Regions from separate parts of the Homo sapiens genome. Here region 2 is linked to region 1. Evidence: chromatin loops called from intact Hi-C (ENCODE). Cell type or tissue: heart left ventricle. All regions are shown on one strand. Links, peaks and the distances in the headings refer to the core of each region. The heading gives the core; the rest is flanking DNA. Region 1 overlaps MPRIP (myosin phosphatase Rho interacting protein). Region 2 has its middle 13 kb from the start of MPRIP.

Region 1 (15,156 bases), core at 4,375-9,374:
AGTACACCACCACATCTGGCTATTTATTTTTTAATTTTTATTTTTAGAGATGAGGTCTCACTATCTTGCCCAGGTTGGTCTCAAACTTCTGGCCCCAAGCAATCCTCCTGCTTTGGCCTTCTGAAGTGCTAGGTGACTTTCATTTTCTAATGACTAATGACGTCAGGCACCTTTTTATGTGTGTCTTGGCCATTTGTATATCTTCTTTGTATATTCACATCCTTTGTCTATTTTTAATTGTTTTTTGTTGTTGAGTTTTAGGAGCTGTTTATTCTAGATACTAATACTTTGTCAGATATATGATTTGCAAGTATTCCCTTCCCTTCCCTAGGTTGCCTTTTCGCTCTCTTGGTCCTTAGATGTACAAAGGTTTTTAATTTTGATGAAGTCTAGTTTATCTTTTTTTTTTCTTTTGTTGCTTGTGCTTTTGGCGTCATATCCAAGAAATGGTTGCTAAATCCAGTGTTACAGGGCTTTTTTCCTTGGTCTTCTGTGCATTTTATAGCCTTTGTTCTTGCATTGAGGTATCTGCTCCATTTCAAGTTCATTGTTGCATATGGTGTAGTGTCACCCTTGGTTGGTGGATCCTGCTAGCTGACCATTGTGGTGGGTGAGGGGGATGAAAAGCTGTTCTTCCCCAGTTCCCATGCCTCTCCTACCTTCTTCCCATCTACCCCCCGCCCACCCACCACCAGTTTTAGGAGGAAGGTGGGCCTTAACTGGGTGAGGGCTCCCAAGGGAAGCTCCTCTGGCAGAGGGCCCTTGGCCATTTGGCGGGGGCCCTGGTATCTCGCTGCCCAGGCAGCGGCCGAAGCCAGCAGGCCAGCCTGGCGTAGCAGGTGTGAGGAGGAACTTCCTGGTCTTGGCAGCAAGTGAAAAAGGTCCTTGTTTTCTTATTTTCTCCGTTAAAAAAAAAGTAGTTTAGTGGTTCTAACTATGCCCCTGGGAAAGCCCTGAACGGGTCATTTCCTCAGCATCCCACAAAGTCACTTGTAGCAGAAGGCCCAGCCCACGCACTGCAGCACCAAGGCTGGGGCGAGGCCCACACTGCATTGTTGCTGCTGGCATTAGCAGATGCTGCACATCTTGGAGGCCCCCTCCTGCTAATCCACGAATGCCTCAGAAAGCATGCACTGTCTCTGGGGCCAGAGCTGAATCTTAGAAGAGGGCCTACTTGGGATGGGAGCGGTAGCTCTGCGTCTGTGGTGACACCCACTGTCACATTCCAGTAGAGGGAAGGAAAGGTAGGGCCTCGGGATTTTGGCCCTGACTGCATGGTTCCTGCTTCTTCTGTGATGGAGGCGGCATGCTGTGGTGGGCTAGGAGTTAGGAAGCCTGGGCCTGAGTTTCCACGTCCAGACGTTAGGGAGAGGTGGGGTGTAGAGGGCCTTCCAGGCCTGGGTTGGCAGGGAGGCGAGCTCTTTCTCGTGATGGAGCCATGAAGGCCTGTTGGAAGGCCTGGCCTGCTTGCTGCTGAGCCTGTGGTTTCTCCCTGTTATCTGTGCAGTGTTCTGTTTTGTTTTGTTTGAAGTGTACAGGTCATTGTCTTTGAGGATATTCACGTGGTTATACAACCACCAACACAATCTAATTTCAGAGCATTTTTCATCAACCCCCAAACAAACCCTGCATCCCTTAGCTGCCACCGCCACTCCTCCCCTCCTGCTTCCCATCTTTATCGATTGGCCTGTCCTGGACGCTTGATGTAAATGGAGTCATGCAGCATCATCTCACAACTTTACCATCTGCTGGTTGCAGCAGAGTCATTGGCCCAAGGCTGGGGTGGTGGCTTCAGACCAACACCATGGACTTGGTGGCCTAGGTGCTGATCATGCAAAGGCCATTCCTCAGGGGCCTGCATCTCTTTCCAGACAGCTTCTCTACCTCATGCCCTGCAGAGCCTGCCACTGTCTGGTCTTTGCACACGTGTCATCCTGTTAACCCTTAATGAATATGGGATTTTGGTTAAAATGATGGTTTCTATTTTATAAATAAAACGTATCTATTACATATATAAGTAAATCAAATATTTATATTATAATTAAATCTATAATATAAATCTAGCAGGGTTGGCTTGTTCCATCATTCAGAAATGTTTACTGAAGCACATATTGGAAGGTGCTGACCTAGGTGTATAGAGTAAATACAAGGAGTTTTATCAGGCACCTTGTGGCTTAGTATGCAGAGCAGTTGGGCAGACCTGTGGATGGGCCATGGCCTCTGCACAGGGGCTCCCTTCAGGGAGCACAGGACAATGATCCAGGAGGGGAGATGTGCCAGGCAGGCCTCTCCGGCAGGACAGTGATAAAGGAGGCTGCTCTGTGCAGCGGGTAACCGTGGGTCTCCCAGGCCAGCAAGTAGGTCCAGGAGGCAAGGTGGGGCAATTGGTGCAGGGAGCAGAGCTTGGGCTGGGAGCTGTTGGAGCAGTTGAGTTGTGGGTTGGCTTGGCCGGATCTATGTTCATGAAGAATGGTTCTGGGGCTGTTCCTGTTGAATCATTCTGAGGCTCCCAGCACTGCTGTGCCTAGGAGGGTAGAACCCATGGGCCTCTTCACTGTGTACCAGGTGTTCCCAGCTGGCCTCATCTAGCCAAGCCTCCCACGGAACTCCCAGAATCACAGGTCTGAGGCCTCCGTCCTGCCAGTCCCCAGTCTGTATTGGTGGGCAGTGGGAAAGGGCCTGCCCCGCATGCATCTGCAGCTGGGGAGAGGGGTCAGAAATGTTTTGCAGGTAGTGTCTGGGGCCAGGTGCTGTCAGCCTGGGGCTCAGCAGAGGGGCAGACCCTGCTCTCCCCTGGAATGTGGCCTGGGAAACCAGCCTCTGGTGCTCCCCAGGGCCCCAAGGCAAGGGCCAGAGAGGCACAGGGAGAATCTGCACGGTACTCAGCTGCCTTTGGATTGACCCTTCGGCTTGGTCCATTGTTTTCAAGAGCCCTTATCAGCCATCTTAGCACAAGTAGATGGCCATGGTCTCTGAGTAGAGGATGTGCCCCCTCCCCTTGCAGAAGACGGTGGCCCATGATGCCCAGAGCTCCTCAGTCCACTGAGCCCTGCCTCTCTGCCACAGGGTAGAAGACGGAACATGCCCGACACTGTCCTCCCTCCTTCCCAAACATTCGAGGAAAGTTGTTGAACCCATCGTCTTCTGACCACCACCCTTGCTTGGTAGGAGAGTGGTGATGTGCACTGAGAAGCAGCAGGCGGCACGGGTGTGCCATCCCGAGCCTGAGCTCGAGTCCCGCTTCAGCTGTGCAGTATCGTTTGTAGTCTTGTGACAGAAGGGGGTAGATTATCACCCCAAAGGGAAATCTCTAGGCCAAAACATTAGGCCACTTCTCATTCCCCTCCCCTAGCCCCTGGCAACCACTCCTCTGCTTTTTCTCTATGGGTTGGCCTTTTCTGAACATTTCACCAAGATGGAGTCACACAGTGTGTGTCCTTTTGTGACTGGCTTCATTCACTTAGCGTGATGTTTCCAAGGTTTGCTCATGTTGGAGCATGTGTCAGGATTTCATTCTTTTTATGGCTGAATAAAATAATATTCCATTGTATGAATATTGCATTTTGTCTATCCATTTGTCCACTGATGGACATTTGGGCTGTTTCCACCTTTTGGCTATCGCGAATTATGCTGCTACGATATGATTTGTGTATATGTTCGAGTACCTGTCTTCTGTTCTTTTGGGTATATATCCAGTAATCAACTTGTTGGGTCATATGGAAACTGTCTGTAATTTTTTGAGGAACTGCTAAAGTTTTCCACAATAGCTACACCACTTTACAATCAAAACGAGGCCTATATTTACTACCATTTTACATTAGGGAAACTGAGGCTCACAATTTGCGACTTGCCCAGAATCACAGAGCTAGTGAGTGCAGAGCTAGGACTTGACTCCAAGGGTAGGCTCTTCTTGGCTAGAGAGCTCTGAAAACAGATTGCTTAGAGTCTACCTTAGATCTCAGAACTTCTGCAGAGGGAAACAGCTGGGAGAGCAGTGGTTTGTGGCTCCAGCTCTTCCTCCTGTCCTGGGCTGATGGAAGCCCCATGAGCTGGTCTCCCTGGCCTGTGCTGTAGGTCCAGCCTAGGTAGCCCTGGCTGGCCAAAGCTGCCTAAGGTCCTGGGAGTCTCACGGGGGCTGTGTGGCTAGCCCAGGTCATGGGGTGGTCTCCCGGCCCTTCTTTCTGCAGCCAAACTACTTCTAGGAGCCTGATCTAACAAATCACAAGCCTCTCTTTTGAGGATGTGCTGGGGACCACCCCAAAAGCCATCGGGTGTAGAATGGGCATCCAACTCTTGGCCCAAAGTCCCTCTGGGGTTGCAGGACCCTCTCTGGGGTCTGCCAGGTTGTAGCATGCAGGTTTCATGTGGGACACCTGAAGGGTGGGGAAGAGTGCAGAATCATGGCTCCCTTCCCAAGGAGGTGATAGGACCTGGAATCAGACCTGACACCTGAGGACAGGCATTGGGATGAGGGCTCAGCCCAGCCTAGGGGCTGTTCCATGCAGCTTCAGGAGGCTACAGTGTGGAGGATGATTGTGGAACTGCCCTTTGAACCATGAGGACTGTGGAGTACACCAGGACTGGCGGTGACGACTGGGAAGGGGGAAGGGAGTTCTGCCTGGTGGGTACCTGCTAGGCCCATTGTCAGTCCCTAGGCGTGGTTGGCCTAACACTTCTCTGAGTTGTGGCACAGAGGCCAGGCAGAGGCTTTGCTTACTCTGGGCCTGCATGGGATCATGACCCCTTTTCTGCGGCTCTTTCCAGTTTCCTCAGAGGACTTGGGCTTTGGGGATATCTGTCTGTGGAGAGTGCTGCTCCCTGGGGAGGTCTGCAGCCCCAGAGGGACTTTGGGCCAAGAGTTAAGTGCCCTTTCTACACTTGATGGCCTTTGGGGTAGTCACCAGCACCTCCTCAAAAGAGAGGGGCTTGTGATTTGTTAGATCGGGCTCCTAGAAGCAGTTTGGCTGCAGCAAGAAGAGCCGGGAGACCACCTTTGACCTGAGCCAGCCACACAGCCCCCATGAGCCCTGCTCCTGTGTTGTGCCTCCCAGGATGTGGGTTCCAGGGGCGCCTAGGAACTCAGCTGGTGCTCCCCAAGGGCTGTGTTCCTTCCTGAGAAAACTCTGGAGCCAATGTCCTGAATTCCAAAGAAAGGAAGGACCTCTCCTTAGACCTGGCTCGAGCAGCCAGACCATGTCTGCAGCACAGCCCACCAGCCCAAGGGAGGAGGGAGGTGGTGTTCCTGCCTGGGCGCTGCCTAATCAGGCCATAGCTCAGTGAAGTGCCAGGCTGAAGGCAGGGGCCGTGCTGGGCAAGTCTCCACGTGGTCCAGGCTGGGTAGCCCTGCCTACAGTTTCTCTGATAAACTTAGGCATGACCTTGTGCAAACAATTGTTAAGTCCAGGGAGGAAAGATGCCAAGGAGAGAGGGGCAAGGGTGCCAGTCAGAGAGGACCACACTTGTTCTGGGTGGCCCACAGAGTGCCACGTCCCATAATCACTTGGAGCCCCAGCTTGTACATTTGAAAGTCAGAACAATGATGTGCCTGCCTCCTGAAGCTGTCATCAGTACCTGTAGCTACTCAGGGCCTGGCCACAGTGAGCACCCAGGAAGTGGTGAATACACTTCCTGCTTCTACTGCAAGGCAATTCCCTGTGTCCTCCCTAGAACGTGCCGAGCTGCCTGTCCCTGCCAGAGTGCAGATGAGCAAGGCGACCGCTCAGCCCCAAAGTTTGCAGACAAAGCTTTTCATACTCCTTAAGTGGGTCACAGTGCATATGAAAAAATAATAAATACAGTGCACATGGTAGAAATACTGACTCACCGTTTTCCATTTCATGTGCATGTGTGCACTTGTGTGTGTGCTCATCATGGTGTGAATGTGGTGTTCCATGTGGGCCTTGGTTGGATGAGTTTGTGAAACATGCTGTCTCAGGACCTCAGGTGTGGGGGGAAGTCAGGTTTCACCTTGAAATCCCCTTTCTGACCTTGAGATTTTGGGAGTAATTCTTTGCCCTAGGGGAAAGCCTTTGTTTCTTGGGTCTCTGTTTTCTGGTCTGAATGAGGGATTGGGGGATAAAGGGAAGACTCCCACCCAGGTCTCACGTGCGACTGGTTCTGTAACAGCAGCTGCCTGGAAGGAAGGTCCTCCTGATGATAACGCCAAACAGCCTCTCACCATATTTCTGCTTACTTTCCTCTTGTTTCCCTCTGGCTCTTAGAAGCTTGCCTTCCCACACTCATGGGGTCAACAAGAAACAAAGGCCTGTTTTCCCAAAAGTGCTTCTGCTTGGGCCAGGGGTGTGGTGGAGAGTCCCCGGTTGGAGAGGCTGCTATAGCAGTATTATCCTAACCCAGGAAGGTCACTCTGGCCTCTGACAAGATGCCCTGGCTGCAGTGCACAGAGCTTCCAGCCTCCCATGGGCCTGTGGACAGAGGACCGGCAGGAGGAGCAGGGTGTGCTCATCTCTTTGGAGAGAAGCCTGAGTCCTGTGTCCTCCTGCCTAAACAATCTGCAGCCTGTAGCAACTCTGCCCCTTAGCTGGGGTAGGGTGGAGCCCAGAAGAGGACCAGAGGCTCCAGATAGCTGGAGGGCTATGTGGGGGCTGAACCCATAACTTGGTGACATAGCAGAGTCGATGGCCTACAGAGGGCCGTCTCTTTTTTTGGAAAATGAATCAAACAAAACTAGGTGAAGCTCAGCCTCCTAGGAAACCTGGATTCCTGACCTCTGGAGGTATAGAATTAGGGCAGGAAGCTCATCAGAGTTGCTTTGCTGACAGCGTTAGAGCTGAGGCGTTCCTTCTGGCTGGATTTGGGTTACAGCCTAGATATTTGCCCTTACTCTCGCAGCACAAGATTCAGGCCTACCCAGACACAGATGGTTGTATCCTGCCCCCTAGGCAGAGGCAGGGGAGGGGAGAGGTGCTGGCTGAGGGGCTCCCTGGAGCCATTGGTTGAGTCTGTTCAGTCTGGAAATGCTGCTGAGTGCAGAGCAGCAGGGGGACCAGCTCTGGAACCAGAGTGCCTGGGTTTGAATCCTGACATGGCTACTTCCTAGCATTGTGACCTTAAATCAAAATTACAGTTCTGCGTTGTTTAATGACAGGCACACATCCTGAGAAATGTGTTTTCTCAGGCAGTTTGGTCCTTGTGTAAATATTCTAGAGTGCACTTACACAAAGTTAGACAGTACAGCTTATTGCACACCTAGGCTTTGTGGTAGAGCCTATTGCTGCGAAGCCATAAACCTGTACAGCATATACTGCAATATCACAAGCAGTTATAACACAGTGGCAAGTATTGATGTATCCAAACCTAGCAAAACATAGAGGGAGCTGTTGACTAACATCGTTGTGCGGTGCATGACTGCACCTAGCTTCTTAGCAGTCTGCTTCCTTGTCTGCGGGATGAGAGTGACAGTAGTGCCTGCCTCATAGTGTGTTCGGAATGTTCAGTGAGAGGACACGGGAAGAGTTTGCAGCAGTGCGTGGTATTCAAGGGCATGGGCGCAAACATGAGCACCATTGTGCCCTGCGCCTGTGCTGGTGCTGTTGTTGCTGCTTCCCCATCGGCAGCAGGGGAAGGGGGAACACTGCACTACTGAGACTTGGAGGGAGCTATTTTCTTTTTCTTTTTCTTTTTTTAAGTTCAGGGGTGCAAGTGCAGGTTTGTCACATAGGTAAAGTTGTGTCATGGAAGTTTGTTGTACAGGTTATTTCATCACCCAGATATTAAGCCTAATGCCCATTAGTTACTTTTCCTGATCTTCTCCCTCTTCCCACCCTCCCCACTCTGAAAGGCCCCAGTGTGTGTTGTTTCTCTCCATGTGTCTATATGTTCTCATCATTTAGCTCCCACTTACAAGTGAGAGCATGTGCTGTGTGGTTTTCTGTTCCTGTGTTCGTTTGCTAAAGATAGTGGCCTCCAGCTCCATCCATGTCCCTGCAAAGGGTATTATCTCATTCTTTTTTATGACTACATAATATTCCATGGTGTATATATATCACATTTTCTTTCTCTGGTCTGTATCATTGATGGGCATTCCGTGTCTTTGCTATTGTGAATAGTGCTACAGTGAACATACATATGCATGTGTCTTTATAATAGAATGACTTATATTCCTTTGGGTATATACCCAGTAATGAGATTGCTGCATCAAATGGTATTTCTATCTTTAGGTCTTTGAGGAATTGCCACACTGTCTTCCACAATGGCTGAACTAATTTACACTCCCACCAACAGTGTATAAGTGTTCCTTTCTCTCCACAATCGAAGGGAGCTGTTTTTTGTTTTCATTTTGTTGTTTTTTTGTTTATTTGTTTTGTTTTGTTTTGTTTTTGAGATGGAATCTCGCTCCATCACCCAGGCTGGAGTGCAGTGGCGCAATCTCGGCTCACTGCAAGCTCCGCCTCCCGGGTTCACGCCATTCTCCTGCCTCAGCCTCCCGAGTAGCTGGGACTATAGACGACTGCCACCACGCCCAGCTAATTTTTTGTATTTTTAGTAGAGACAGGGTTTCACCGTGTTAGCCAGGATGATCTCGATCTCCTGACCTCGTGATCCGCCCGTCTTGGCCTCCCAAAGTGCTGGGATTACAGGCATGAGCCACTGCGCCTGGCCAAAGGGAGCTATTTTATAGCAGGTCCTCAGTACGTACCTGGACCTGTCTTCCAAGAGTGCTGGTTAGAAGCAGTACATAAATACAATTTAAAAAGTTAGTCCCAAACCCTCACGCAGTGCTAGTGGGAATGTGAGATGGCACAGCCACTTTGGGAAATAGTCTGGCAGCTCCTCAGAGTTAAACATATAGTTTCCATATGACCCAGCACTTCTGCTCCTAGGTACACACCCAAGAGAAATGAGAGCACAGGAGCACTGTACAGGAATGTGCACAGCAGCACTATACACAGTAGCCAAAAAATGGAAACAGTCCAAATGTCCATCAACAGATGAATGGATAAACAAAATGCGGTATAGCCGCACAATGGAACGTTATTCAGCTGTAAAAAGTATTGAAAGACTGACACATGCTGCAATGCGGAGGAACCTTGAAAATATGCTAAATCCTTGAAAATATGCTAAATGGAAGCCAGATTTTTCCATTTATGCAAGGTATCCAGAAGAGATGCATCCACAGAGGCAGGAAGCAGGTTAGCAGTTGTTGAGGTGGGGACAGGTGTCAAAGGGAAGTGACTGCGAATGGCTTTTCAGGGGGAGATGGAAATGTTCTGCACTTGATTGCAGAACAGCTCTGTGAACATGATGCTAAAAGCCATTGAACTGTACACTTTAGGTAAATTGTATGTAAATTATATCTCAATAAAGCTGTTGTTAAAAAGAAAAGTTAGGCCAGGGGCGGTGGCTTCGCGCCTGTAATGCCAGCACTGTGGGAGGCTGAAGCAGGCGGATCAGTTGATGTCAGGAGTTCGAGACCAGCCTGGCCAACATGGTGAAACCCCGTCTCTACTAAAAATACAAAAATTACTATAAAATACAAAAATATAATACTAAAAATACAAAAATTAGCTGGGTGTGGTAGCATGCATCTGTAGTCCCAGCTAGTTGGGAGGCTGAGACAGGAGAATCCCTTGAACCCAGGGGATGGAGGTTGCAGTGAGCTGAGATCACACCACTGCACTCCAGCCTGGGCAACAGAGCGAGACTTCGTCTCAAAAAAAAAAAAAAAAAAAAAGAAAGAAAAAACGAAAAGTTAATACCAGGATTAAATAAAAATGAGATCATCTGATTAAGAGCAGGAAGTTTTTTTTCCCTCCTCCATGGAAATAGATTGGGCTCTGGAGTTAAAATATTCCCTTCTTTGATAACGTATTTACCCCCATTTGCTCTCCTTTCTCTGTGTGTGATAGGGTTAGGTGATGCCCGCCTCACAGTAAGTAATATTGAAGAGGGCATAAAAGGGAGTGTAACTGTGAAATCTTGACACACAGGTAGTTAATACATGCTAATTTCCTTCAGTCCTGGCTCAGCTTGGTATGTTTTTGCCTTTTATTAATGCTTCTGAAATCCTTTTTGGAAGGAGATAGAACCCTCACTTTGCACATGAGGAAACTGAGGCCCAGAGAGGTGGAGAGGTGGAAGGCATTGCTTCATACTCATTTGGTGAGGCTGAGACACAACCACGTTCAGCAGCAGAGCAGGGGCTTTGTTCAGCTGGGGGCCAAGTGCCCAAACAATTACTGCGTAAGAGGGAAGAGTGGGCTTCAGGGACAGTGAGCAATTTGGTGACACTGAACCCTGGAACAGTGGCCTCAAAGTGGGGTCTGTGCCTCCAGGGGGCCGGTGGATGATCCCTTGAGAAGAAAACTTTGGAATTTCTGTTGATATATTCCATCTAACATATGTCTCTGTGTGTGTGTGTGCACACGCATGCACACTCATAATAGACTGGCACCATGGTATGGATACACAGCTCATCCAGGGCCTGTACTGTCAGCAGTTTGAGACCACGGTCCCAAGGACCAGGGTGGGAGTCAAAGACCAGAGAGGAAGGGCCACCTTAGGAAAGCCCCTCTGCCTCCACAGTGGTTCCTTCAGGATGGCTTCTGACACTCTAGTAACGAGTGCACTGGCCACTTTACCATTTCATGTCATCCAGTCCTCACTGTGGTCCATGGAGTTTCCTCAGCAAACAAGAGAGTCCACCTCAGAGAGACAAGATGCCTTGTCTAGGGAGGTGGAGGTGGGGTGCGCTTTTGCATGGGGGTGTTGGGCTCAAGAGGGAAGTCAGAGCAACCCTTCATTTGCCCAGAGGGTTCAGACAGGCACCTGCACTATGCCAGGATGCCCAGGATGAGAATTTCTGTCAAATAGAGTAAAGGGGCTGGAGCTGGAGAGAGGAGATTAGGAAAGCCAGGACCCCCACCTTGGGCAGGAAGGCCCACCTGTCCTGTGGCTGTGGCCATAGCACTCAGTGTGGGTCTCCCCAACCAGAAGGTGGCAGGGGCTTGGATCCAGGCTTCCTGGACTAACATAAAGATGGGGTCTGAGGCTGCCTCCTGTACCCTCTCCTTCTCAAGAAACACCCACTGCTTGGTTGCAGAGCAACCCTACCCATCTCCCTTTCCTGGCTCCTTCTCAAGGACCCTCCAAGAGTGTCTGGAAGAGACACCTGCGGGCCACTCCACTGATGGAGAGCACTGAGCTGGGCTTGAATGTGGCTCCTCCTCGTGTCCCCCCAGGGTCAGTGTTGAGGCAGGATGCCAATGGTGTATGCTGAAAGGGTGAAGCCACTGAAGGAGGCTTCCCTGTGAGCCCAGCCTCCATCCCACCTGCTGTGCCACCTCCCTTCTGAGCTGGACCCACGGGGGATGGCTGAGTCCAGAGACCCCACAAGGAAAGGCTTCTTGGACCTGGACATTTAACCATGGAGAAAAGAGCCAGCAGCCATGTAGGCAAGGGCTCTGCAAAGCCAGCAGCCCTCCGGTCTGACTCCTGCAGGCAGGCATCAAGGGGTGTAGAAAGAGGTGGCAAGTAGGTCAGAGGAAGTAACAGGAAGATCACAGGAGCTTGAGGTGGAGGGACAAGGAGGTTGCACCTAACCTGTTTCTGAAAGGAAGAAGGTCGGGGTGTGGAGAGTGGTTGGTCTGAGCTCAGCATGGGCACCAGACCCAGCATCCTGCTCTTGAGACCAAGCCCCCATTGACTGTCAGCAAGGAGCTTGAGGCTGGATGGCCTCTGGGTGGAAGGCAGCCCAACTGCAGGCCACCCCTCAGATGGATCAGAAGCATCTTCTGCTTCTTCAAGAATGAGAACAAGGAAATGGTGGGCTGTTGGGGGTGCTCAGTGGAGAAGCCAGCAGCTGTCCATTAGTGGGGTGGAGTCAGTGTGGAGTGTGTTAAGGACAGGGGCACCCCTGGTGTGGTGGTAACCATGGCAACCCATCTGCTCTCCCAAAGCATCCTTACGTTGGGAGAGTAAGAAAGAGGCCAGAGGGTACAGGGCTAAACAAGTCATCTCCATAAAGGTCCTCTTGCCTAGCCCTTTGCCTCAGTAGGGATTTCTTAAAGGCATCCTTTCCTGCTTTTGGTTTTCTGTCCCTAATTTCAGTGTGTAACAGTTTTTGCTGTAAGAAAAAAAGTTACTGTTTGCCATGCCAGAGCTGGTGTGGCAGCCTTTGCTGGGCTCTGCTATGGCCCTGGGAAGGTGCCGTGGGCCAGGCTGCCGGGCGTGCTCCTTGGCCGCCTCTAAAGAAGGCACAGTGCACCCACCCCACAGCCTGCTCTCAAGGATGTGGCTTCTCTCTGGCCCCCTCCTTGCCTCTAAAAATAACCCTGCTATTTTGAAACTGCCTCCTCTGGAGCTTTTTCTTGCTTCTCTGTGGGATCAGCAGCCCTTCTGAGACCAGGATCTCAGCTGCCCCTGTCACCGCAGCTGTCCCCATCCTGTCCTCCCCTGCATATCCCCTCCAGTGCAAGTGGGATGTCGCTCTCCACGTAGGAGGGATGTTTAGCTGGGTGTCCTCTGGAGAAGGCCAGGCCTGTCCCTGTCCTCCCTGGGATGGGCACAAAGGAAGAGGAGCTGGGGCTGGAGTGAGGGAGAGCACTCCTAGAGGCCCCACAGGCTGGGAGGGTCAGGAATGGCCTGGGGCTGTACGACATCTGTGGCCCCATTGGCTGGCCTCTGGGTGACTCTCTGCCGCCTTCTTCCAGCCCACGACCCTTCCTCAGGGCACCATCAACATGAACCAGTGCACAGATGTGGTGGATGGGGAGGGCCGCACGGGCCAGAAGTTCTCCCTGTGTATTCTGACGCCTGAGAAGGAGCATTTCATCCGGGCGGAGACCAAGGAGATCGTCAGTGGGTGAGTATGCTGGCACTGTGGAACAAGGCACCACCACCTGCCACAGGGCCAACACCAGATGGGCCGCCTGCCCCTGTGGCAGTGTCGATGTTGTCTACTTCCCCGTGTGCCTCTATTCTTGGGCTCTGTCTCTGTTCTCAACACCGCTGTGTGCTGAGCACAGCAGAAATCAGGACATTCACCATTCCACCTGCAGCCTCTGGGGCCCCTCTTTGCTCTGGCCACCTTACCCTCCTCGGGCCTCCCCACCATTGCACTCACCACACCCCCAACTCACCTGCCCCTCCACCTGGAAGGGGATCAGTCCCTGAATCATATGACCTGGGCACGCCCTCCCCCAGTCTGGGATGGCTGCTCCTCCTTCCAGGGCTGGTGCTGGGCTCCACCACCTATGAAAGCGCCAGGTTATCTGCTGTGTCCACGTGTGTCTCTGTCAGTGGTGGTGGGGGTGGGAGGTGTCTCAGTCACATCCCCAGCACCTCACACCCGAGCCACTCTGCTGCCACTGCACAGATTGGTTTCTGTGAGTGGAGAGAATGGGTAAGTGTCTCACTCACCCAGGTCCCCTGAGAGTGGCGAACTGGCTCAGGTTGAGAGAGCCCACAGTCCAGGGGCCTGAGCGCAGTGCTGAGCCCAGGGCAGCATCTGCCTTCCCAGAGCTCCCAGTCTAGCAGGGAATTCTTTGCTACCCACATGGCCTGGGCCATGGTGAAAAGCCGTACATAGTCCGTGCAGGTGAACAGGCTCATTGGGCCTGACAGGAGCTCACAAACTGGATCTCCGAGAATCCCTGTCTTGCTTAAGGCTGAGAAGGAGGCACATGAGTCTAAGAAGCTCTGGGAGAAAGTAAACCTGGGGCTTGCTGGGCCAGGCTGACTGTAGCAGTACAGAGTAGAGGGAATCAGGAATACGAAGCCCTTGAGTTTGAACACACAGATGACTCGGAGCACCAGCCTTTCTTTAGCCTCTCAGCTGCAGCCTGGCCAAGCCTGGTGAGTGAGCACAGCTGGAAGTCCAGGGCCACATGGCAAGGCGTCCAGGAGCCAGTGCTGGGTCCCGGGGGCGCTCTCTGCGGGGGTGTGCTCTCCCCTAGAGTCCTCCCCTGGAGAGAGGCAGGTTTGCATTTCTGAGCACCTGGAGCCGAGCTGGAGGAGCACTTCTGTCTCCCACAATCTTAATCCAGAACCATATGATCAAGAATGTCAAGGGCCTCTGAAGAACCCTCGTGGTACAGTCGAGGAGACCCAGGGCCTAGAGACAGGAGCCTGGCCAGGGGCACCTTCTGCACTTTCTGGCTCACACCTGTTTCTGCTGTTGGCCGGGCAGCACACAGCCGAGGCTTCCTCTGCCCAGGTGGCTTCCCTAGGAAACCCTCACCCTTTCCACAGGAGCTGGGTCCCAGGGAGGGTGTGGGTAACAGGTGGGATGGATGGGAGTCCTGGGTCTCCAGGGCAAGCTGGGGAGTGTCTGGAGCAGGGTTGGTTCTAGGACCAGCACATAGAGGTATGTGTTGTACCATGTGGTATTAGGAGAGGGTGATGTTTAGCATTTGGACTGCCTCCAGCAGGCAGCTTAAGTCCTGCCAGAAGTCCTCACTCCATCCCAAGCCCCTCTCCTGGGTCACTTCTCTGCTCTCTTCTGTTGCATATTCAGGCTTGCCATACCCATGCAGCTTGGGTAGACAAGATCGTTAATGGACCAAGGTACCGGGTGCACATGCCATCTGGGCCCTACGTGTGTGGTGGCTCAGTGGCGTATCCAAAGCCAGAATAAGCTGCCTGACGCTCTTCCCCTTCCCCTCGCCCTGGTTGTGGGCCACGTTAGTTCGTGTCCAACAGGCAGGTTCTCACGTGGCATAACCTCGTGATCCGCCCTCACCTTCCCACAAGCTGGGATGCTCAGCTGCGTGAGGGAGTCAGGTGTGGCCTATGCACCCTGGGGACAAGTGCTTTTGCCTCCTTCTCCCATTCCTCTGTCTCCTGCCCTCGCTGACAGCCCCCTTCCTCTGCTCCCTCTCTTGCCTCCCTCTGTTTCCCATTATAACTCCTCTTCCCAGTAACCTCATCCCTAGGCTCTGGAGCGCCATTCTGGGTCTGAGCTCTCTGGTCACATCAAAGCTGGTCCCTAAGAAGGTGCAGACACTTCCACCAGGCAGCTGGGAGCTGGGTGGGTTGGGGACAGTCCCACCCAGTCTTCTTCCCAGGTCTTCTCTGCATAGCCCTGACAGCTGCGTGGGCTGCCGGGTCTCTCCTGGGCCTGGGTAGAGGAAGTTGGCAGCTCTTTCCAGTTCCCACTTCCAGGATTCTGGGCCACACTTTACATAGCTCTTTTAG
Region 2 (15,156 bases), core at 3,833-8,832, 93 kb before region 1:
ATCTGAAACAGCCTCTCCTTTAGGGCTAGGGTTGCCTTTCAGCCACAGCGCCTATAAACCCATCACGGCACAGTGTTTGCCAGATAAGGCATCATCTTGGGTGAAAAATGTAGATTTTTCATCCTACGCAAGTAGGATGAAATCCAAATGGACTTATGGAGACACAGACACCTTTGTTTCAACACCTGGCCACAAGGCCCCCCAAAAGCTTCTATAAACAAAAGGGCTGACAGACCTAGCTCATCCGGTAGGCCCAGATCTTCCTTGCCCGGGGTGCCATGCAGGCAACCCACCCCGGGCTAGGGCAGTGGAGGCTTGATGACCAGGTGAGCTTGGGAGTCCCTGGGCAGAGGCAGGTCTCAGTCCCAGGGCCTTGGGTCTGCTGCTGGGTGTGATGAGTTAATAAGGAGGGCATGGTGTGCAGAATGAGCTCGGGTCCTGGCCATGGGACATCTGGCCAGCACTGTGCCCCTTGGAGCCCATCTTTCCATGGGATCATTAGAGTCCTTCTCTTGCAGCTGTTGGGAGAATGAAACACAAGGAAAGCCCAGGACCAGTACCAGGCACAGGGTCAGTGGCGACAGGTGAGACCACTCCATGTCCCCAGACACATCTGTCCTCTGAGCCTTTCACCTTGGGCTTGCCACTGGACTATCTCTCAAGTAGAAGGGGCTATGGGCGCCCCTCCCTGGTGGTCAGCAGTGGGGTGACCACCTCCTAAGGCAGTGAGTTCCCCATCAATGCGCGTGGCGGTTACTGAAGTGGGGCTGGGGCTGGAGCTGAGCCTGCTGGCTGGGAGAGGGGAAGGCTGCAGTGGCTGGGGAGCCAGGTCCAACCCAGCAGCCTGGTGGCCCCTTCCCACTCTCAGGGAATATCCCACACCTTCCCTGAGCACTGCCTCTGGGCCAGGCCCTGCTGGGAAGGGAGCTGAGAATACCACAGACTGGTCCCCACCCTTGTGGGGCTCATAGGCTGAGGCTGCTAAGTAACATCCCTGTCCCTGTGACACTCGGAACAGGAAGTCAAGAAAGAAGGTTCAGGAATCCTTTGCTGTTTTCCTAATACCAGACCCATCTTTTTCTTTAGCATGTCAACAACTCCCCTCCCTTCTGCGCCTGGAGATTCCTCTTTCTCCTTCAATACATATTTTGAAATGATATTTATTAACATAAAAATTATAAAACCTTTCAAACATCCAGAAAAATATAAGGAAAAATACCAAATATCCATGTTCTCACCACTTGGATTTAACACATGTGAACATTTGCCATGCTTCAGATCCTCCTTTTAAAACAAAATTGTATGACACAGCAATTGATGAACGGATCATCAGTACAATGGACTGTTATTCAGTCGCAGACAGGAATGATGTGTGGACTTGCCATGGTGTGCATGAGCCTCGAAGACATGATGCTGAGTGAAGGAATCAGACACAAAATGCTGCAGATTGTCTGATCCCATGTATTGAAATGTCCAGCTCAGGCAAATCCGTGGAGACAGAAAGCAGGCGAGTGTCTACCAGGGGCTGCGGGGAGGGGATGGGGAGTGACCACTTAGTGGGTACAGGGCTTCCTTTTGGGGTGAAGAAAATCTTTTAAACTTAGGTCATGGTGATGGATGCACAACTATTTTACTAGAATAAAAAATCACTGAATTGTACAATTTAAATGAATGAATTTTCTGGCATGGGGATTGTATCTCTCTCTCTCTCTTTTTTTTTTTTTTTTTAAGATGGAGTCTCTCTCTGTCACCCAGGCTGGAGTGCGATGTTACAATCTAGGCCCACTGCAACCTCTGTCTCCTGGGTTCAAGCGATTCTCTCACCTCTGCCCCCTGAGTAGCTGGGACTATAGGCACCCACTACCACACCCGAGTTAATTTTGTATTTTTAGTAGAGACAGGGTTTCACCATGTTGGCCAGGCTGATCTCAAACTCCTGACTTCAAGTGATCCACCTGCCTTGACCTCCCAAAGTGCTGGGATTACAGGCATGAGCCACCACGCCTGGCGAGTGGACTGTATCGCAATAAAAATGTGCATTAGTCTACTAGGGCTGCTGTGGCAAAATACCATGGACTGGGTGGCTAAAACAAGCAATTTTCTCAGAGTTCTGGGGGCTGTAAGTCCCAGATCAAGGTGTCTGTGGACAGGGCCTTCTGAGGGCTGTGCAGGAAGGCTCTGTTCTGGGACTGTCTCCTTGGCACGGTAGCGCTGTCTTCCCCCCATGTCTCTTCTCCTTGTCTTCCCTCTATGCACATCTCTGGGTCCAAATTCCCCCCCACCTTTTTTTTTTTTTCTTTGAGATGGAGTCTTGCTCTGTTGCCCAGGGTGGAGTGCAGTGGCACAATCTTGGCTTCACTGCAACCTCCGCCTCCCGGGTTCAAGTGATTCTCCTGCCTCAGCCTCCCGAGTAGCTGGGACTACAGGCACCCGCCACCACGCCCAGGTAATTTTTGTATTTTTAGTAGAGACGGGGTTTCACCATATTGGCCAGACTGATCTGGAACTCCTGACCTTGTGATCTGCTCGCCTTGGCCTCCCAAAGTGCTGGGATTACAGGCGTGAGCCACCATGCCCGGACCCAAATTTCCCCTTTTTATGAGGGCACGGGTCATGCTGGATAAGGGCTCACACTACTGACGTCAGTTTAACTTGATGACCTCTGTAAAGAGCCCATCTCCACATAGAGAGAGATAATTATTGCTCCTGTTGCTGTGGCTACTGATGCCATTTGGGGGATTCGTGGCAAGAAGGATGAACTGAGAGCGTCCGCGACATTGGGATCCAGGCTGGCAGCATCTTCCTGGCCGTCCGAGAGGGCTCTTTTCCCCGCCTGGGTGCCTGATCCTACCTACCCTATGCCCTGTGGCCCCCAGTGCTAAATTCCCGAAAAGCCTGGTAGGCCCTTGGTGCCACGAAGCCCCCGAGATCCCAAGTACAAAGCACAGGCAGAAACTGTAGGGGCAGGGGGAGCCACGGCAGGCCTCGGAGAGCTCGGGGAAGGCCACACAGCTCTGGGCTTCCGCCTGCTGTCCAGAGGCTATTAGTAAGGACAGAGCCTGGTGCCAGAGGTCAGGGCAGGTGGGAAGCAGGAGACCCTGAGGCACCCCATTCCTCGAGCAGGGCTCCAGCCAGGCTTGTTGGGAAGTACTTGACTCCATCCCCCATGCCCCACATGGGTAGGCCCCTCTCCCTTGGGTCAGGGCCAACCACATGGTCCTGCTGAAAGCCAGCCCCCTCCCTTCGGTGACCATGGCCTCCCGAGGGACTCAGGGTTGGGAGAGCAGCCAGGAGTATCTCCAAAAGCCAGGAGCTGACTGAATCCACAGCCAGACCACTTGCTCTCTGCAGAACCTTCCTGAGAAAGAACAGGGCTCCTGTCTAGCTGTCCCAGAGGGCAGCCGGGCCCACACCCCTGGCCAGGGGCATCCCCACCCCCTCTGATATATCACCCCACATGGCCCATGGCTGGCTCTGTTAAGGGGCACCCTCAAAAGCAGGCTCTGACATAGGGTTGGGGACAAGTTGTTTTGGGGGACATATGGTCCCAGGAAACACCAATAGAGGAGGGAGGAGGTAGACCTGAGGGAGGGAGGCCAAAGTGACCTATGTTAGTGAGTGGGGCCTTGCTGTGGGCCTGGCTCCCCTGGAGACCCTGCAGAGAGGCACAGCACCCTGTACTCTCCCTCCTGGAGCCCAGTAGTGGGTGTCACTCACTAACTCACAGCCCTTATTGCTCTGAGCTCCCGGGATTTCTGTCCCACCTCTCTGGAGGTGACAGGCACAGGATCCCTGGGCTGGGCAGGGACTGTCTGTCAGGACCTCAGGAATACCCCAAGCACAGGCAGCAAAAGCATATGCTTCCCCCACAGAGGGGTCAGGCTTGGGTCCCCTGAAGCACTTCTAGCTGTGCAGCTGTGGGCAAGTCACAGTGAGCTGTTGCTGACAGCAAAGGCGCTAGAATGTCAGCTCCCTGAGCAAAGGGGCTGGGTCTGTTCTGTTTCCTGCTTTATACCCAGAGCCCAGCCCAGGGTCTGGCACACGCAGTGCTTGGCTAATATTTGTAGGTAAATGTCTCGTGGCTCATGGTGTAAATCTCACTATCAATCATTGGTACCAATTCATTGACACTTCCTATGTGCCAGGCACGGCGCTGGGTGCTTGGCACCTCATTTCTGCTCTGGATAATCCATTGTTGTTACAGTAGTAGGATCACCCCCAAACATACACATGATGAAACGGAAGCAGAGAAACCAAGGTCACCCAGCCAAAAGTAGCAGAGATTTAAGCCAGGTTCCAGAGCCTGCATTTCTTATTCATTAAAAAAAATTAGGCCGGGCACAGTGGCTCACACCTGTAAGCCCAGCACTTTGGGAGGCCGAGGTGGGAGGGTCCCTTGAGGTCAGGCATTTGAGACCAGCCTGGCCAACATGGTGAAACCCCATCTCTACTAAAAGTACAAAACTTAGCCAGGTGTGGCAGCACACACCTGTAGTCCCAGCTACTCGGAAGCTGAGACATGAGAATCACTTGAACCAGGGAGACGGAGGTTGCAGTGAGCCGAGAGCCGAGATTGCGCTACTGCACTAAACCTGGGCCACAGAACGAGGCTCCGTCTCAAAAAAAAAAAAAGAAGAGGAAATTATGTGTGGAATCAAAGAAAACAAGTCAAATACACACAAAGAACAAAACAAGCCTAGAGATCTAATGTACAGCATGGGAACCACAGGTAAGAAAGTTGCACAGTGCATGGGATTCATGTTAAGTAGATTTTAGCTGCTCCTGCCACAAAAGCAAAACTACGGTTCACTGTTAATATCTCAGATGATGGATCTGTTCATTTGTTTCATTATAGTTATACTTTTACTATCTTTATATATAATATAGCTTTTATACCTTAAATATACACAATAACATTTATTTATTTATTTTTAATTAATTAATTTTTTTGAGATAGAGTCTCTCTCTGTCTCCCAGGCTGGAGCACAGTGGCGCAATCTTGGCTTACTGCAACCTCCGCCTCCCAGGTTCAAGCGATTCTCCTGCCTCAACCTCCAGAGCAGCTGGGATTACAGGGGTGTGCCACCATGCCCAGCTAATTTTTGTATTTTTAGTAGAGAAGGGGGTTTCACCATGTTGGCCAGGCTGGTCTTGAACTCCTGACCTTGTGATCCACCCATCTCAGCCTCCCAAAGTGCTGGGATTACAGGCGTGAGCCACTGGACCCAGCCAGCATTTATTTATTTATATATGTATGTATATATTTCTTTATTTTTTGAGATGGGGTCTCACTCTGTTGCCAAGGCTGGAGTGCAGTGGTGCCATCACTGCTCACTGCAGCCTCAACCTCCCCAGCTCAAGTGATCCTCCCACCTCAGCCTCCCAAGTAGCTAGGACTACAAGGGGCTCACAATCACACCCAGCTAATCTTTGTATTTTTTTAGAGGCAGGGTTTTTCCATGTTGCCCAGGCTGGTCTCCTGGGCTCAGGAGATCCTTTCACCCCAGCCTCTCAAAGTGCTGGGATTACCAGCGTGAGCTGCCACACCTGCCTTTGCCTGTTCTTGAAATTCAACCAGAGCCTGGCCTTTTTGCCATCATGGTATGTGGTGTCGTCTGTTCAATAAAGATCTTGAGCAAATTCTGGACCAGGCGTGTGGACGGGTAGGTGGAACTCAACCCTCATGCCCAGTTTTCTCAGCCCTACCCTATGGTTCCAGAGTGATGGCTGTGTGCACGATTCTGAAAGCTGTGTGCGGTGCTGCTCAGGAGCCAGGAGGACACTGGGCCACACTGGGTGTGAATCCTGGCCCCCCACTTCCTGGCTGTGTGAACGTGGGCCAGTTACCCAGATCTCAGTTTCCCCAACTACAAAGTGTGAGTAAGGATAATACTTCCTCCTCAGACAGTTGTTGTGAGGATCAAGATATGAGCTTAAACCGGGTGTGGTGGCTCAGACCTGTAATCCCAGAACTTTAGGAGGCTGAGGCAGGAGGATCCCTTGAGTCTGGACGTTCCAAGATACTGTGAGCTATGATCACACCACTGCCCTCCAGCTTGGGTGACAGAACACGATCTCATCTCAAACATTTTTTTAAAATTAATGAAAAAAAGAGTCCATGCTTAGAATAATCCTGGCATTGGGCAAGTCATACAGAAGTTGTTTTTATAACATGTTTTTTTTTTTCTCTCATTATAAAAGTCACACGTGTGTGTGGTTGCAAGGTCAGGTGGCAATGGGTACTCTGGTCCTTTTTCCTGGAGCTGCTGGACCATCACAGGGCAGAGGGGGTCAGACTTCCTAGGGCGCCTCACTCAGCTGCCCTTGTCCGCCTGGACAGACTTGCCTCTGGGTGTGGCCATTGCGAAGGAATCCTGCCCCATCGCTGACAATGAGCTGCATTCTTCAGAGAGGCTGCCCCAGTCCCCCCAGCTGACGTAAGCCCTGGGCGTGGCAGGTGCACTCAGGAGGCAGGGCTGCCTGCTCAGTGTTGGGTGGAGCCACATGCCTGTCCAGGGCTGGGTCCACCCTGTGTGGACTGAGGCCACCATGTGCACGGTTTTCAGCTATGCCTCATTCGCTTGCTGTGTGAATCTGGGCTGCAGGGCCTGCTGCTGTGTGCCACAGGCCAGTGCCCTGCAGTGCAATTGTACCTGAGGACCCAAGGTGGCCAGGGAAGCCCCAGGTGCGACTTGGCAGGGGAAGCAGGGGCTGTGGACGGATGGAGAGCTGTCATGTGGAAAGGCAGTGTGTCCCCAGGCCGTGGCCCAGCCTCCAACACCCCCAAGTCCCCTCCAGGCCTCTCCAGACCAGGCCCACCACATACTGCCTGTGCAACCTCGGGTGAGTGACCTCACCTCTCCAAGCCTCAAAGTCCTGATCCCCATTGGGAGGGTGCAGTCAGAGGGTGAGTCTGAGCCCCCTGGGGCCTGGCAGGCTCTGTATGCATGGCAGCCACCTGCCCACACTCACCCCAGACATCTGCTCATTCCAGAAACCTCCTGGGAACATCCACCATATGCCAGGCATAGTGTCAGACAGGAGGGGACAGAGAAAAACAAGATCAACAACCGCCCTGCCCTTGTGGAGCTGGCGTTCTAGTACCGGAGACAAAACAAGGTGCTTCCAAGGAGGAAGCCGTGCTCATCAGGTAATCCGCATAATCGCTCAGGAGGAGACTTGGCAGCCAGATGGAGACGCCACCTGGGGTCTTAGGGGAACAGCATTCCAGGCAGAGGGAACTGCAGCTGCAAAGATCCTGAGGAGGAATGAGTGCCCAGCGTTTGAGAAGCAGAGCCGGCCTCTGGACGCCTGCCCTAGGGAGAAGGCTTTCCACCTCATTTTTAGGGTCCTAGGGGATCCCCTCCACTGTGAATGCACGAATGCACAAGGATGACATCGGCCCTTTTATAGAGGGGAAGTTCTTCCCGTAAACAAACCAAAGTCCCTCTGGGGGACTTTGCAACTGAAGCTGAGCCTTCTCTTTTAGTCACTCCCACCCCCCAGACCCAGAGCCAGCTGATTCCTCCTGCATCCTGCTCACAGCTCCAGGAAAGCGTCCTGGTGGGGAAAGTCAGTGAAACACCAGGTGGCCTAAGGTATTTTCCCAGGACCTCAATGTGACTAGACAGGGCTAGCTTATCAACCCTGGGATGCGATGAGAGGGGCAAAGCCCGGCAAAAGAAACTGGACCCAGGGCACTGAGGGAAGCCTAGGTCCCGTCTGAGTGCTCCGCACAGGGATAGGAGGAGAGACAGTCGGGGGTTTTGTGAGGGAGGGGATAGGTGGGTGGTAGTAATGAGGGGTGTTCAAGTCAGTGCCCAGCAACCAAGAGGAGGAAGGAGGTAGAGGGGGTGTCAAGCAAGCCGTAGCTTCAGGCACAGCTGGATCCATAACCCTGAGGCTTGGGCTATGATGGCTGTTGCCCAACCCCCACTCCCATATCACCCAGGTCTCAGTCACCTTCCTCTCTGTGACACAACAGCCTCCTCCCTAGGGCTCCTTCCTTCCACTCTTGCCCCCACAAATCCATTCTCCATATATTGTTAAAACCATGCCACTCTCCTGCTTAACCCCTCCCCCCATGGCTTCCTGACGCCCTCCACATAAAGCAGAAACTCCTTACCCAGGCCCCAGAGACCCCCGCTGACCTCCCCAACCCCACCTCTCTCTCCTCTCCCCTCACTGCCTCTGTCCTTTCTGTCCCTTGAACACACCAAGCACATCCCCACCTGGCCAGCATTGCACCTGCTGTCCTGTCCCCCGGGTGCATCACCATGTGGCCGCCCCTTCTCAGCAGGACAGCCTAGATGTCGCTGTCCTCGGCCATCTGGCCCCCAGCCTTCTGTCCACTCCCCACACCAGCCCTGTCCGGCAGCTCCTTCTGTGATGGAAGTGCTCTTTGTCCACTGTCACCAGCCTCTGTCAGAAGCTACCGGCCCCGTGTGGCTAACAAGCCCCTGAAATGCGGCTACTGCAATGGAAGAACTGGACTCTTAATTTTCAATTACTCCAATTACTTGAAACTCATATAGCCACATGGGGCTAGTGGCCACCATTTGGACAGAGCGACTCCAATGTTCTACATGGTGTAATTTTATTTACTAGCCCTTAGCACAAAGTGACGTGATCTTAACTTCACTTGTTTTCTGTCTCTCTGACGAGAGTATCAGCTTTGTGAGGTGAGGATTGCCTCCGTCTTTTCCACTGCTGTATGCCGGGGCTTAGTAGTGGGCCTGGCGTATAGTAGATGCTTAATATGTAATTGCTGAATGAATGAATGAATGAATGAATGAATGAATGAATGCATGCATGAGTGAATGAATGACTCCTGGGGCCATGAACTCTGAATTTCTCCAAAAGGAATGCTAGTTCTGCCGGGGATTGTTGCTGTGTGACCTAAGTCAGGATCTTGCCCTCTCTGGGCTCAGCATCCTGACCAAGGGGTACCAGGGCCCCTCTGCTCCTAAGGCTCTGAGACTTCCTGCTGCTTACTCTGTCCAAGCTGCCCCGTCTATCCTTCATCCCCGATGCCCACCCCCAGTCTCCCCAGCCACTTCATAGGAAAGGGGCCAGACAGGCTTCCTGTCCCTGGAGCCTGTGTCTAGAGAGCCATCAAAGCAGGCTGCCTGTACCCGTCTCCTAGCAACAAATGGCCTTAGGAAGTATTTGAGGGTGGGATAAAGTGGTGGCCACTGTGGGGCTGTGTCCCAAATCGACAGCTCTCCAGTTGGCCAAGGGCAAGTGTTTCCCAGGAGCCAGGCCAAGGCAGGCTGGCAGTCGTGGTACATGCACCAGGAGTCGGCTCCAGGGTCCTCCAAGCCTGGGCCCTGCAGTCGGCCACCCTTACCTTCTCGTGCCTGTGCTTGGGGTTCAGAGGTGGCAGGGGGTGCTTGGGCCCTACATGCTTCTTGTGGGGACCTGTAGGAACCAGGCATGAGGAAGTGAGGAGTGGGTGCTGACTGTCAGTGACTCGAACCCTGACTGCCCCAGCATCCAACACTCACACGCATGCACATGTGCCTACTCAGCCGGACACAACACACAACTATGCATGCTGACACGCACTTGTGCAGAGGCATAGGCACAGACTGCACTTACCTTATTCTATTTATTATTTTTATTTTATTTTTAGAGACAAGTTCTCACTCTGTCGCCCAGCCTGGAGTGCAGTCATGCCATCCTAGCTCACTGCAGCCTCAATTTCCTGGGCTCAAGCGATCCCCCCGCCTCAGTCTTTCAAGTAGCTGGGCCTACAGGTGTGTGCCACCATGCCCAGCTAATTTTTAATTTTTTTGTAGAGATGAGGTCTCACCATGCTGTCCGGGTTGGTCTCAAACTCCTGGCCTCAAGCGATCCTCCTGCCTCAGCCTCCCAAAGTGCTGGGATTATAGGTATGAGGCAACTTGCCAAGCCCAAACATGCACATAGATATGGACACATGGACCTGCATATATAAAACAGACATGCAAACATATACAGCTCAATCAGACAGAATACACACACACAATGACACTCACAGACAATCACATAGAAGCCCAGATATATATGCAGTGGGGCCAGCCAGATAGCCCAGTTGCCCACAAACACACATAAATATGTACCATCATCTCACAGATCATATGACATGCAAAGATGGATGCATCTGTACAATTCACACACATATTCACAAGTCAGAGATGCAGGTCAGACCCCCAGATAAACAGGCCAACATGCATGTAGACACATAACATGGTCATTCCCAGAAACACCCTCAGAGATAGCCAGACCACCCTCTGGACATGCACAGACACAGACACATAAGGAGATGATATATCAATGACTCTTACACACACCCACGAGTCACAGCCCCTGAAGTGATATGGTGAACTAGAAGTGTCAGCCCCCATTCCTGTGGACTCTGAGCAAACCTCCACTCCCCAGCCTGGCCACACGCAGGCACGCAGGCCGGAAGAGCTGCCGCCTCTCCCTGCCCCGGCCAGCTGGCCGTCCTCCAGGCTTGGTGCAGATGGTGGGGCCAGGGCAGGGACAGCCCAGCCTGTGGCCTGTGTTGCCTGCCTCTTGAGTCCCAGGCCTCTTCTTCTTGGCTGTGGGACCCTGAAGGCCCCCTCCCCACAGCTGAGTAGGCCCTGACAATTTGTGTAACAACCTCGATTTCTGATTTCTTTTGGAAAATTAAAAGATCGATCACGACCAGGCCCAAATCCTGTAGGACAGACGGCTACGACCGAGGCCATGGAGCTGCTGCCTGTTGTAGGAGCATGGACACCCCAGATCACTGAGGCCACTGCTGCCACCTGCCTGGCCCTAGAGGCCTCTGAGTGTGCAACCCTGGAACTACATGCTTCCCTGCATGTCCTGAAAAAGAAAAACATGTCAATCCAGAGAGCAGATTACTACAACTTTCTTGGCTCTTTGTTTAGTGATACTTATCAAGAGCCTTACCAATGTGTTTATCTTTTGACTTAGCAATCCCAACCCATGAATTTATCCTAAGAAAAAAAAAATTTAAAAAGTACACAAACATTGTTCATGAATGGCTAGATACGCACATACGCATACATATGCAGCCCTGTGTCCCTGTGTGTATGCACATGTACATTATATATATATACATATATATATATATATATATATATATATATATAATTTTTTAAGATGAAGTCTTGCTCTGTCACCCAGGCTGGAGTGCAGTGGCGCCATCTCAGCTCACTGCAACCTCTACCTCCCCGGTTCAAGAGATTGTCCTACCTCAGCCCCCCGAGTAGCTGGGATTATAGGCGCACACCGCCATGCCTGGCTAATTTTTTTGTATCTTTAGTAGAGATGGGGTTTCACCATGTTGGCCAGGCTGGTCTCGAACTCCTAACCTCAGGTGATCCGCCCACCCTGGCCTCCCAAAGTGCTGGGATTACAGGCATGAGCCACCGTGCCCAGCCTACATGTGCATATATACACATTCATGTAGACATACACCTTGTTATTAGAGTTTTTACAAATACGGTCTCATTCAGCAAAAACTATGTGAGGCCATACATACTTTCCCCTTAATATGTTGTGAATACATTTCTATACTAATAAATATCTACACCCTGATTTTTTGAATAATTTTTGTTTAGTGATTTTAGATTTACAGCAAAGTTCCACAAAGTTCCCATACTCTTCCCCCACCTTCCCCTAATGTGAACATCTTACATAATCATGCTACATTTGTCAAAACTAAAAAGTTAACATTAGTAAAACATTATTAGCTGGACGACAGACTCTATTAGGATTTCGCCAGTTTCCCACTAATGCCCTTTTTCTGTTCCATGATCTCATCCGGCATCCCACATGGCATTCAGTCTCCGTCATCTCCTGAGGCTCCTCTGGTCCCTAACAGTTCTGAGTCTTTTCTTGTTTTTCACGACCTTGACACATTCGAAGAGTGCTGCTCACGTATTTTGTAGAATGCCCCTCATCTGAGTTTGTCTGATGTTTTTCTCATGAGACTGAGGTTATTAGTTTTTGGGTAAAAGATCACAGAGGTGAGGTGCCCCTGTCATTGTATCAGGGGGTACCCAGTAGCCACAAGACTTACCACCAGCGATGTTGAGGGAGCATCTGCTGAGTTTCTTCACTGTAAAAGGACTGTTTTTCTTCTTTCCATAGTCCATTAGAGGATGAGGATGAAGTTCTGCCTCTTGGAAGCGGTGGTTATCTATGTGTATTATTAGAATCTGATTTTACATGACAGAACAATGTTTCATTTTATGGATCTGCCCTCATTTATTTAGCCAGTACCCTAATGTCACACACTTCCATGACTTTCAGCTTTTCTTTTACAAACAAAGCTGCAAACCACAGCAGGAGCTCAACTTCAAATTCAAAAAAAATTGTGGTTTGTTTTTTTTTCTTTTGAGATAGGGTCTTGCTCTGTCATCCAGGCTGGAGTTTTAGTGATGTGATCACAGCTCACTATAGCCTTGAAATCCTAGGTTCAAGCAACCCTCCTGTCTTGGCCTCCCAAGTAGTTAGAATTATGGGCATGAGCCACCATGCCTGGCTAATTTTTAAAAAATGTTTTTGTAGAGATGGGGTATTGCTATGTTGCTCAGGCTGGTCTGGAACTCCTGGCCTCAAGCAATCCTCCTGCCTCAGTCTCCCAAAGTACTAGTATTACAGATGTAAGCCACCACATCTGGCCTCAACAAATAGTTTTCAAACAACTTCTCTGTAACAGACACTGCACACTCTAGTGAACAATGTTTGTATACCTCTTCAATGTTCTTTTTTCTTCTTAGAATAAATTCACAGGTTGGGATTACTAGGGCAAAAGGTAAGCACATTGTTAAGGCTCTTGATAAGTATCACTAAACAAAGCTCCAGGAAACTTGTACTAATCTGCTCTTTGGATTGACAATTTTATCTTTTTCAGCCTTTTTTTTCTTATTACAAAAATAATTTCTGTTTTTAGGAGATAACTGGAAATCACTCACTGGGCATTTAATGATATTAAAGAATTATTGTTTTTTTAGGTATGATAATGGTATTGTGGCTACTTTTTGAAAATAGTTCTTATCTTTTACAGACACACACAGTAGATGAGGGAGTATGGTTGAAACAAGACTTGTCCTGAGTTGATATGGAAGCTGGGTAATGGATACATCCACCTTCATTATATGATTTTCTCTATATTAGTAAGAAAACAAAAGCTTTTATTAAAAATTTTAAACATGATATAAATCTCTAGCTTAAGTGTGAGTCCCCATTCTTTCACCTCCCAGGGTTAACTGCAATGAACGGTTAGGTGTATGTGCCCCTGACCTTCTCCATGTAAACACTAACTGTGAATATTGCTAACACACACACTCTTAAAACAAGGATGAGCTACTACAATGCACACCATTTCTCCAACAGCTTTTCACTTCACCATATTTTGAGATGGATGGCCACGTCAACACTATCTCAGTCTTTAACAACTAGCCCCATGGTACTCCCCTGTATCAAAGAGCCATAATTTATTCATCCGATCCTCTAATGATAGACAATTGGAGTATCTCCAATTTTTGCTATTAAGAACAATGATGGAATGAACATCCTTGTACATAATATCTGTGTACCTGTGTGAGCAATTTTACAACCTATCTTTCTAGAAGTGGAATCACTATGTCAAAGTGGTCACAGACTTAAAATTTAAATAACATGTCCAACTTGCCCTTCTGGTGGACTTTCTGTGTCAAGTGCACTACATTCTCTCCTAGTGCACATCTGGAGACTATTGTCATTTGGTGCCTGCTGTAGAAAAGCCTCATGGCGTCACAGCTGGAAAGGGCCTCCGAGATCTTGTGGTCTTGCTTCCAGGGAAGGGTGGGGCCCAGCCCCCGATGCTGTCAGGGCCACGTGCAGCTCCCTGGGCTGGAGGTTGTGTAGAGCAGTGCTCACGAAGATACTGCCCATGTCTGAATCCCAGGCTTACCATTTACTGTTGTATGACCTTGAATACTTGCCTTGTCCGTGCCTCAGTTTTCTCATCTGTAAGCTGAGGATAATACTAATTCTGGGGTGGCAACTGGAAAGGGGTTAGGAGATTTTTCTTGAAGCTACATTAACAAAGTATATATTTATTTGGGGTGGCTTTCAGGGGATTGATGGATGATGGGGGGTGGGCACTAAGGACTCCCATCAGACACCACCAGCGCTGCCAGAGCTAATTTCAAATGATGACAGCTGGACTTAGTGAGATTCGACGTGACGAATGCCCAGCACACGGCACACAGCCTGGCACACTGTCAGTGCTCGATGGTTGTGAATTCTTGAATGCTGACAGGTGCTGTCTGGGACAGGGAGACCAACATTTCAGAGAGACTGTCCAGGAGAGGGAGGCCCGAGCAACAGGAAAAGAGGGGACCCAAGAAACAGCCTAATCCAGCCCGCCACTTACTACTTAAATAAAGTTTGATTGTAACACAGCTGCGCCCCTTCATTATGTAATGTCTATGGATGCTTGCACTTGACAATATCAAAGCTGAGTAGTTTCGACAGAGACCATATGGCCTGACAAGGCTAAAATATTTAGTATCTGGCCCTTTACAGAAAAAATCTGCCAACCCCTGGCATAGGGGTTATAGGCATACTAATACATGCTGATAGTTCTTGAGCTCACACCGTGTTTCAGGGACTGTTCTAAGCACGTCACATATATAAATTTCTTTAGTCCTCACAATACTCGTATGACATGGCTACTATTTATGGTAGCTAGTCTCAATGGTGGCCCCAGTGAACCACGTCTCCTGGGGCTGACGCCTCTGTGGGCCCCCCACCTCGAGTCTGGGACATCCTGTGCCGTGTGCTGACTAATGGCATGCGGTCGAGTGCCAGGCCTGGCATTAAGGAGGATGGGTACTTCTGCTTCTTTGCTCTGGGGAACACTGAGGTGCTGCACGCAGAGCAGAAGGGGAAGCCATGGGGAAAGGAGAGGCTCTGAGGCTGCAAGGAAAGGACGAAGGTCCAGCCAGCCCTGTCTCAGTCCAGCCTCCAGTGACCTCACCCAGCTACCATGCAGCCACACTTACAGCAAGCAAGACCAGCAGGACTGCCGGGCAGAGCCCAGTCCACTCTCAGAACCAGAGAGACAAGAAAATAGTGCTCAAGCCACTCTGCTTTGTGGGGTGGGGT

The links. A loop is a pair of places that touch in the nucleus more often than their neighbours do. Peaks named below come from ENCODE experiments on the same cell type or tissue, not always from the same donor. Only the 100,000 strongest peaks of a DNase experiment are listed, where the experiment ranks them.
Region 2: it touches region 1 in a loop (2.3-fold over the local background); 4 of 110 quality-filtered maps call a loop at or near these places.

What each region holds. Positions count from the first base shown.
Region 1 is chr17:17,114,031-17,129,186 of GRCh38, forward strand. It overlaps MPRIP (myosin phosphatase Rho interacting protein), which reads left to right. Exons shown (of 24, transcript NM_001364716.4): 4 at 12,672-12,823. Among named protein-coding and RNA genes, the nearest start is that of MPRIP, 79 kb to the left of the region's middle. RefSeq lists enhancers at 5,200-5,725, 12,487-12,986, 13,451-13,952, 13,953-14,452. In heart left ventricle, for the core only: a CTCF peak has its summit at 6,969; DNase peaks (open chromatin) are centred at 5,291 and 5,661; H3K27ac peaks cover 2,880 bases.
Region 2 is chr17:17,021,834-17,036,989 of GRCh38, forward strand. No RefSeq gene overlaps it. Among named protein-coding and RNA genes, the nearest start is that of MPRIP, 13 kb to the right of the region's middle. RefSeq lists enhancers at 7,531-8,105, 14,767-14,826. In heart left ventricle, for the core only: no CTCF peak of the experiment used is centred there; a DNase peak (open chromatin) is centred at 6,461.